Regions from separate parts of the Mus musculus genome. Here region 2 is linked to region 1. Evidence: chromatin contacts called from ENCODE Hi-C or POLR2A ChIA-PET data. All regions are on one chromosome and are shown on one strand. Each heading gives the region's core, a stretch centred on a gene start or an enhancer-like site at or near the end of the contact. The rest is flanking DNA. Distances are from core to core; before and after follow the strand shown.

The links. A loop is a pair of places that touch in the nucleus more often than their neighbours do. ChIA-PET counts read pairs that join two places held with the same protein, here RNA polymerase II (POLR2A).
Region 2: a map of heart shows a loop between it and region 1 (3-fold over the local background). The contact joins the enhancer-like site here to the promoter of Mmp15 in region 1. A Hi-C loop is called at or near these places in 5 of 37 maps with a recorded cell type or tissue (all heart). POLR2A ChIA-PET finds 5 or more read pairs at or near these places in 3 of 5 experiments (Patski and embryonic stem cell).

What each region holds. Positions count from the first base shown.
Region 1 is chr8:95,349,934-95,354,376 of GRCm38, forward strand. It overlaps Mmp15 (matrix metallopeptidase 15), which reads left to right and starts at 2,363. Exons shown (of 10, transcript NM_008609.4): 1 at 2,363-3,085. The coding sequence starts at 2,936.
Region 2 is chr8:95,390,260-95,394,862 of GRCm38, forward strand. No RefSeq gene overlaps it. Among named protein-coding and RNA genes, the nearest start is that of Mmp15, 40 kb to the left of the region's middle. Within about 2 kb of position 2,557, at least 1 of the 3 ENCODE cell types and tissues checked has a DNase peak (open chromatin) inside an H3K27ac peak, as active enhancers do; it is heart, where a contact is called at or near this core.

The DNA.
Region 1 (4,443 bases), core at 1,113-3,612:
TCTTAACCACTGAGCCATCTCTCCAACCCATTCCCGTCCCTTTGAGCTGCCTCCAAGTCTGAAAAACAGGCCACCTATTCTCCCATGACCCTTTCATCCTAGGGGCTACTGACAGCAAAGCTAATGGGAGTGTACCACATAGCTACATACTTCTAAAACTGATAGGGGAAAAAAAATCAGGTAATGGGGGCTAGAGAGATGGCTCAAAGGTTAAGAGCGCTGAATCTGGGTCCTCCTCTTACAAATAAGAAAGCAAACCTAGATGGGAAACAAAATGCTCCAGATTCCAGTGAAGTCGACCTGGGCCGGGAACCCAGAGACCTGGTTTGAAATCCAGAGTTTTCTGAAGAATCTCTCACATAAAGATCCATTTCCACTGCTGCTGGGTGTGGTATTCGGCTTTAATCCTGGGAGGCGAAGCAGGTGGATCTCTGTGAATCAGAGAGCAGCCTGGTCTATAGAGTGAAGTCCAAGACAGCAAGGCTACACAATGAAATACTGTCTGGGAAAAACTTTTTTGAGGTGGGGAGGGGAAAGGGACGGGGGGGTGGGATCCATTTCCTACAGCTAGAACAACCGGCAATGGGGGGGGGGCATCAGATTTGACTTATCATAGTCTCTCAAATCTTGCCGACTCGAGTGAGATTGGTTTTCTTTTTTCTTATTCCGAGTTAGCCCCATAAACTCAGTTTAAAAAAAAAAAAAAGTTGGGAATAAATTTGGCAAACAGATGCAGTACACCTGAACAGAAAAGGGGCTGTTTTTCACCAGACACTAGACATTTGTCAAAATCAAATTTCTTTTTTTTTCTTTTTTTTTAAAGATTTATTTATTATATGTAAGTACACTGTAGCTGTCAGACACTCCAGAAGAGGGAGTCAGATCTTGTTACAGATGGTTGTGAGCCACCATGTGGTTGCTGGGATTTGAACTCTGGACCTTCGGAAGAGCAGTCGGGTGCTCTTACCCACTGAGCCATCTCACCAGCCCCAAAATCAAATTTCTAATTAGAAAATTCAGCAGCTGGTTTTCCCGGCGAGGGACCCCCAACAGAGAGGTCCACCAGTGGGAAGGGGAGAGACTGCCTCTACCTCTTCTCTAAATCCCCATCTCCTTTCCTCGAGCTGTTAGTAGGCCAGGCAATGGGTATGCTTTATTTTCCTTCAGCCGGTGAGTGGGTTCAAACCAGCCATAAGGTCCTTTGCCAGGTCTCCTGATTCTGAGAGGTGAGAGGGGTCGGAGGCATCCAGAGAGTCAACTCTAGGAAAGACCACCCTCAGGGAAGGTAAACACCATTTCTCTAGTCTGTGGGGAGGTGATAAAGTGTGCTGCCTTCTGCCCTGGTTCTCAAGTGGCATACCAATTCCCCCAGTTAAGGACACTAGGGCTGACCTGGGGTTGGACGAAGTTGCCGTGGCCCTTCGATCACCTTAGCGTCCACGCCGGAGTAAAAATTAAAATCCAGCCCCAGCTTCCCCAGAAGGTTTGCCCTTCCACCCGGAGTTCCGATGGGCCTCGCGGGCACAGAGACCAAATATAGTGGAATGGACTTTTCTTGGAAACGAAATGTGTGCACACTAGGAACCGGAACCCTCAGCCCAACACTGAAACTCAGAAAAAAATCTAGTCAGTTGCTCTTATCCACTGGGCAGGGAGTAAGGATGCAGACTCACACGCCTTGTAAGCGTGCGCTCTAGGTTGCATTCAGCACTAGAGGCGCCCCAGAGGCGCCCTAATCCCAGACTTCTCCACTGGGGAAATTTACTAAAGAGACTAAGACACTCTGCTCTGGGACTTGCGTGGGTGTGTAGGGTCTAACGAGCGCTACGGTGGCACAGGTTCTATCGGTTCACCAAGTAGGTCCTGGAGATCGAAGTTTTTCGCCGTACTTGACAAATTTGATAGTGGCCAGGGCCTTTACCTGCTGAGCCATCTTACTTGCTCCTCCAACTTCCCCCCACCCCCAGAGTTTTATTGCCATGTTTAAAAGCTTAAAGCAGTACTTCAGGTCCTTACCCAAGTCTTTTTCTGTCCCACTTTGATCTGAATGTCCTCTCGCCTCCCTCCAAGGGAGATCTCGCCTTCCTTGCGCCCTCCCTCAGCATAGGGTCGAGTCATGGGTCACTCCTGCTCCCCAGAGATAGGAGCTAAGCAGGCTAGGAGAGGTTTACTGCCATCAGGAAAAATGGAGTAGGGTCACCCACCTGCCGGGTCACCGCAGGCGGCACCTGCTACTGAGAAGCCTCGGGTTAGGTCCCGCCCCCAGCCTCCGCCTGGCTTTGCGCACAGGGAGCACACTGGCCCTTTAAGAACCGCGGCTCCCGCCGCGCACTGGGAGTAGGGCTGCGGAGCCAAACTCGCCGGGGACGCCGGGCGCTGGCTAGCTGGCTGGCGGGCTCGTCGCTCTGTCGGGCCGGTTCCCTGCGCCCCTCCCGGGACTGCCTGGGGATCCAGGCCCGATTGGGCGCGGCAGCTAGTGGAGTCGCCAGAGGGAAGCGCGCACTCTGGGCAGCGCGGAGGACCTTGGGCATGGACAGAGAGTGCAGGGCGCGCAGGGGGCGCCGCGGGACCGGGCGGCCGGAGCGCTGAGCCAGACAAAGGCTCTGGAGTTCTGCTTGCTCTCGGGGGCCGGGGCCAGGGCGCACCGCGCCGACGCTGCGAGACTCTGCGGCGTGCAGCTCGGCCGGTCCCCTTCTCCAGCGGGCGAGTCCCCGCGTGCCCCGACCTGCCCTGCCCGCTTCTCACCCGGTTTGGGAATTGGCAGAGGGGACCTGAGCTCCTCAGGCAGGCACCGGGAGCCGGAGGTCCGCCGCGCGCCCGCGGGGCCGGGAGCCAGGGAGCGTCGCAAGTTTCCCAGCCGCGTGCGAGGACGCGGTGCGGGCCAGCCAGCTAGCCCCGCGTGCAGCGCTCAGGACCGGGCTGACTGCCTAGGAGCATGGGCAGCGACCGGAGCGCACTCGGACGTCCAGGCTGCACTGGCAGCTGCCTCAGCAGCCGAGCTTCGCTGCTCCCGCTGCTACTGGTGCTTCTGGACTGTCTGGGCCATGGTACAGCGTCTAAAGACGCCGAAGTGTACGCCGCGGAGGTAAGAACCCGAGGGATGTAGTGCGAACCACACCCGCCGCAGCGGGGACCTGCAGGTGGGGGGAGACGCACCCGGCCTTAGGGGGTGAGGACCGATCTGGGCTGGAGAGCCTGATTGAAAAAGCGGGACTGGCAGGCTGCCACTCCCTGGTCAGAGCTCTGCTGCGCGCCTCTTCCCAAAGCCCTGGGAGCACAGAGCTCGCAGCTGCTGTGCACCCTGAAAGCCGCTCGGGGCACTGACCCGCCCTAGCTTGAGTCCCTGCAGCCGCTTCCGCAGCCCCTATCCCTCGCCTCCAGTCATTTAGCCCGCGCGATTCCTCGAGAGCCGGATCCGCGCAATGTGGGCTTTACGAGTGACGAGGGGTGGGGTGCTGCGGGTAGTGAGAGCTTAGGCGGAGCAAGAGCCCCGCAGCGCTCGCGCTTTGGCTGAAGCTCCTTTGGCTGACATCGTGCGTCGCCGGGCTAGCCAGGGTGGTTGGGGGATGGGTGTGAATCTCCCAGGCTAATGACGGATTGCAAAGGTGCTTTGGTGACTTCTTGGGGCTGAAGCATTCCCACTCCAGGGACAGGGTCTGAAGGACAGGCCCTATCTTCTGAAACACTTTTCACACCAGCGTCCCTACGCCCAGGCCTGGGTGAAACTGGGTAGACTCCACGCCTCTTTTCTCTGGAAGCCGGGCTGACGTCCATATGCTGGCTGCTCTCTGGATTGGTCCTGCAAGTGACCAGGCGCGGTCTCTGCTCAGAGTCCCTATGGGTACCTCTCCCTCCAGTGTATGCCCCTAGCGCGCTGGGTGCCATCGAACTTTTAATGATCATTCTTTCCAGCTCTAGGAGAAAGGAGACTAGGTGTGGAATCTGGAGAGAGGATGAGCCAGGGTCTGCATCTTCTGTGTAGGCTTGGGGCCTTGGTGCCCTTGGGCTGCCTGGAGCGATGGTTTGCAGACAGCCTACTATTCCATCCCAGCCCCGAAGGCTTGCCCAGTTTTCTAGTCTGCCTGAGAGAGATTTTTCCAATGGAAGTCTGTTCCCTCCCCCATCTTACTTTAATAAAAACTTGGGTTGGGGGGGGCCAGTTTACACCTCCAATCCTCCACCTGCCTTGCCTTCCTCTCATCAGATCAGAGAGTTGCAGGGAACCCAACCCAATTCACAATGCCTTGGGGCAGAGGCTTTCAGGGGGAGCTCCTGCTGGTAGGAATTGTTTGCCTGTAACCTAGGTGCTACCACCAGAGAAGGTGCCAAAGAATTTCAAGTCACTGATTCCCCTTTGAGAATTTGTGGCCTACACAGACCAAGCTGGAGTCTGGTGGTTGTGAATGGGCCTCCTGGATGGCCAAGGAGCTGAGGCTTAGGGAG
Region 2 (4,603 bases), core at 1,307-3,806, 41 kb after region 1:
GTATGCCCCCAGAAAGAGAGACTCTAAATGAGAAAGGCTCAGGTGTGCGAATGGCAGGGGCCAGAGCAGCAGGAGCAAGCTAGACAGGGAGAGCACAGAGTGTGAGAGCAGAGCCTCGAATACCCTGTGACTGAGGCAGAGAGGGCTGGAGGGGACTCTAAGTGTGGAGAGCAAGGCCACAAAGGCACCATCATAGCCACCAACCACATCAACTGTCACTCGTCTTCCTGTAGTCTTCTACGCCTCTTCCTAAACCAACAACGGGTGTTCTCTCTCTCTCCTCCCTCCTCCCTCTCTGTCTGTTTCTGCTCTCTCTCCCTCCCTTACTTCCAGTCTGTCTGTGTCTCCCTGTCTGTCTGTCTCTGTCTGTCTGTGTCTCCCTGTCTGTCTCTCTCTACCTGTCTGTCTTTGTCTCTCTTCTTCTGTCTGTCTGTCTGTCTGTCTCTCCCTATCTGCCTGTCTGTCTCTCTCTTTTTCTGTCTGCCTCTCTTGTCTGTCTATGTCTCTTCCTGTCTGTCTTCTGTCTCTCTGTCTCTCTCTATGTCTCTGTGTGTGTGTAAGAGAGAGAGAGAGAGAGAGAGAGAGAGAGAGAGAGACAGCATCCAACTTCAATAATCAAAGAGTTTCTACAAAATTAACAGGAAAAGGAGAAACAAATTAGATAAGCCAAAAAAGCACAAGTGTTTGACAGCTATGAGGAGAGGCTGGCTCCATTCTCAGGGAGATTTGTGCAGATGTTATTCAGAACAAAGCCATAGGCAGCTCTAGGCTAATATTCAACAATGAAAACCAGCAGACTAGCCAGGCATTGGTGGCATTTGCCTTTAATCCCAGCACTCAGGAGGTAGAGGCAGGCAGATCTCTGAGTTGAGGTCAACCTGGAACCTGATCCAGCAAGGTCCAGAACAGCCAGGGTCACATGGAAAAAAACCTGTCTTGAAAAACCAAATAAAAAAGAAAAGAAACCCAGTGGACCATGCAATGGCGTGGGCAAATGGAAAAGATACTGTGGTGAATGAATGGGCCGGACACAAACACGGCACACTATATGATCTCACGTGCCATGTTTCCACTGGGTAATTTCCTGACGTTCATGCTCTGTAGCATGGTAGCATTTGTCTAATCAATCATTGATACACTTAAGACCACATTCACCCTATGCAAAATTTACTCAGGAAGGGGATGAGAAGGAACCAGGGAGCCGTGCTGAACTCTAGTTCATGCTCTGCCGAGTTTGGAGGTGAGACCGAGCTTTGAAAGGAATACAAACATGATAACACATACTTGTTAAAGGAAGTCTCCGGAAACCTTTCAGCCAGACGATGTTTATGCCTGTTCTTTCTACATTACCTGGTGATGTAAGAAGGCTCAATCAAGGGTGTAGCAACGACAATAAGATTCTCTCTGACATGCATGGAATTGCCAGAAGAACTGAGGCTGCCTGGTATACCGGAAGGGGGACTGTCCTGTAGGTGTCAGGGCCTTTATGACATCAGCCTTTCCTTCCCATCCTCTTCTCACGGTCTCATCCTTTACATTTGACGTATACAGCTCTGTATCCTGTTTTCCCAACTGACGACTCTCCTTCCATTTCCCCACCCATTTAAAAGCTCATGCTAAAGATATAAAATATCTTCTACTATAGGATGTGGTGTTCCGTGCCCTGTTTGTTTAAGATTACAAAGATTGCTGTAGAAAAAATAGAAAGCATACACACAGAGAAGTCCCTAGCAGCCCTGATGTCCTGATGTTTTGTGGACCATCTGACTTTTTCTGTGCTTCCAGTTTACACTGGCATACATATATGTTTGTGGGCATTTTTAGATTTATTTACCAATTCATTTAATGTGTGTGCACTAAATGAACATATGGGTATGCACAGGTGCTTGCAAGCGTGTGCACACACACACACACACACACACCATAGCATGCATGTGGAAGTCAGTGGACAACTTGTGGGAGTTGGTTCTTTCTTTTCTCTATGTGGTTCCTGGAACCCGCACTCAGTTTGTTGGATTTGACAGTAAGTAGACACCTTTATCCACTGAGCCATCTTGCCTGCCCGTGTGTGCGATGCTGAGGTCCTATAGGACACTGAGTTGTGCTATCTGCCTTATGATTTTTTTCTGGAACATGCATTTTCAGAGTTCCCGGTTCCCTGTGTCCACTGTCGTGGTACATGTGCAGCCTGCTCTTCCTGCATCCTTTGGGTAGCCTAGGATGAGAATGCTGAAGGTGTGCAGGTTAGTGTGGTGACAGGGCCTGGCAGAGGTACTCAGGGGTTATAGAAAGAACCTGTTCCCGGGACAGGCCCGGCTGCTCCATCACCTCCTGTTGTGGCCAGTTGCCAGAGCTCAGCTGGGAGGTGCCCACTGTCCCCTTGCTGTTCTGCTGACTGTCTCAGCTCTGCATGGACTGTCCTGAGCTACCCCTGGGGTGAGGTTGAGTCTTGAATGTCCCTGAAGGCTGTGGTAAGAGCAGTCAGTGTCTGTGGCCAGCAATCAGGGAGTCTTACTTCAGGGAGAGAGGCACTTGGCCCCAATTGCATCCCCAAGCCAGTCCTGTGCCTAAAGGAAGCCCCTGTGCACTGGGCCTCATTGTGTTTCAGGATTTCCCGTTTCCTGACCGCCTAACCTATTTATGGGCCACAATAGTTCCTTTCCTGGGGAGCTCTACTGTACCGGCCCCGACTGATGGAGGCTCGGGACAGGTCCAGCCTGGGCTTGGCCCAAAGAAGAGACAATAAGTGGGTTTTAACGTATTTTACATGCAACATTATACATTATATATTTGACATGGTATATTGCACAGCCAGCCAGGGTGTGGCATTTGATGATTTTGTGAGGGAATACAGCAGTGTATCAGAGACCACATGTGCAAGACAGTCACGAATGCCCAACCCTTGGCTCAAGGCATCTTGACAGGCATTCTACTTTGGCAACTTCCTTCCTCTTCTTGTCTTCTACCTCCTTTACCAAGCCCACTCACTTCCTCAGACATACCTGTCTTTCCCTGCCCCAGGAGCTTTGCTTTTGACATTCTAAGGACATGCCTAGGGGACATGGAAAAACCACTGTTCCAAGAGGCAGAAATCACAGAAAGTGTGGCTTGTGCTCAAGGTAATAAACAAAAAAAACAAACAAACAAACAAAAAACCCAAATGTGGCAGAACAAAGATTCCAATGTATTTACCCCAGAGCTGAAAAAGTGAATAAACAACCATCAACATATGCAGGTCTTTGTATCCAACTCCTTCATCCCTCAATGTGCACTCTAAACAGGTAGGTGGATGGCAGAAGGGTGGACAGGGAGAATCCCATGTGGAGAGGATGGAAATCCTCTGGAGAATGAGAGTGTGGAGTGGGATGGACTGGGAAAGGTGACCTTGAAGAAGGGGCCCTCTTCTTGCTGCTCCATGGCCTCTGCTGCTGGGCCTAGGTAGCCTAGGGTAAGTAGCTTGAACATTAAAGGCCTAGGTCATTCAGACACCAGGCAAGTGTTTATATAAGGGAGGAAGAAGGAAGAAAGTAGAGACAGGCTGGAGATGGGCCACATCCCTTTGACCAAGCTTTGATGGAGGTGATCAAAACTAAAGATGGACTAAGGAGAACAGAAAAGTTCAGAAGTTCCAGTGTCCCCACGCAGATGAGCCCTTTCTGAGGGTTCACTGTGGGGGTGAGTTTTCAGGCTGGTGAGAAAGAGAGAGGAAGAGAAGGTGTTTGGCTAACAGAGTCTATGCCTGGACACACAGGCAGAAAGGTGGAATCCCAGCCTTACCTATATATATTTCCTATATATTTTTTTGCAATTTTAAGCCATGTGCTGGGACCTCAGGCTCCCCAAAGAAATGACAAAAGTCTAGACAGATGTCTATGGGGATGTTTTGGGTGGGCACAAAGTGCAAAACATGCCCAGTTAAGAAAGGACCATAGCTCTCATAGGTTCAGAGGGGCTGTTCCCCAAGAGCCAGGAGTTGCTGGCTCAGAGTCCTGGAGGAAAGGGGTTCTGTGCTGCCTCTGTACTATCTCTGTGTGGCATGATCACCTCCATCAAAGCTTGGTCAAACGGATGTGGCCCGTCTCCAGCCTATCTCTACTTTCTTCCGTCTTCCTCACATATATAAACACTTGCCTGGTGTCTGAATGACCTAGGCCTTTGATGGTCAAGATGAAGACTACCCTAGGGCCAGCAGCAGAGGCCATGGAGCAGCAAGAACAGGGTCACACAAAGATAATACAGAGATCCCCACGGCTCTGTTATAAATCAATTAGACCTGGGGTCTCACCTCAGGTTCGCCATGGACAGATGTGGGGCAGTTGACATTCTGGAGCCTCAGTCTCCTCTTAGGGGACAATAACAGCCCCTGCTGAGAGTGTAGCACATCTCCTGGACCTAGGGCCATTGCCAACCCTTCCTGCCTGGCTTGAACATGAGCACCAGCCTTTAAGAAACAGGCAAGCGCTGTCCTCATACACAGATGAAAAGCCAGGCTGCAAGCTTGTGTGGTGGCGCATACTTACCAAGTCCCAGGCATTCGGGAGATTCAGCCATCTCTTACATACATACACACACACACACACACACACACACACACACACACACA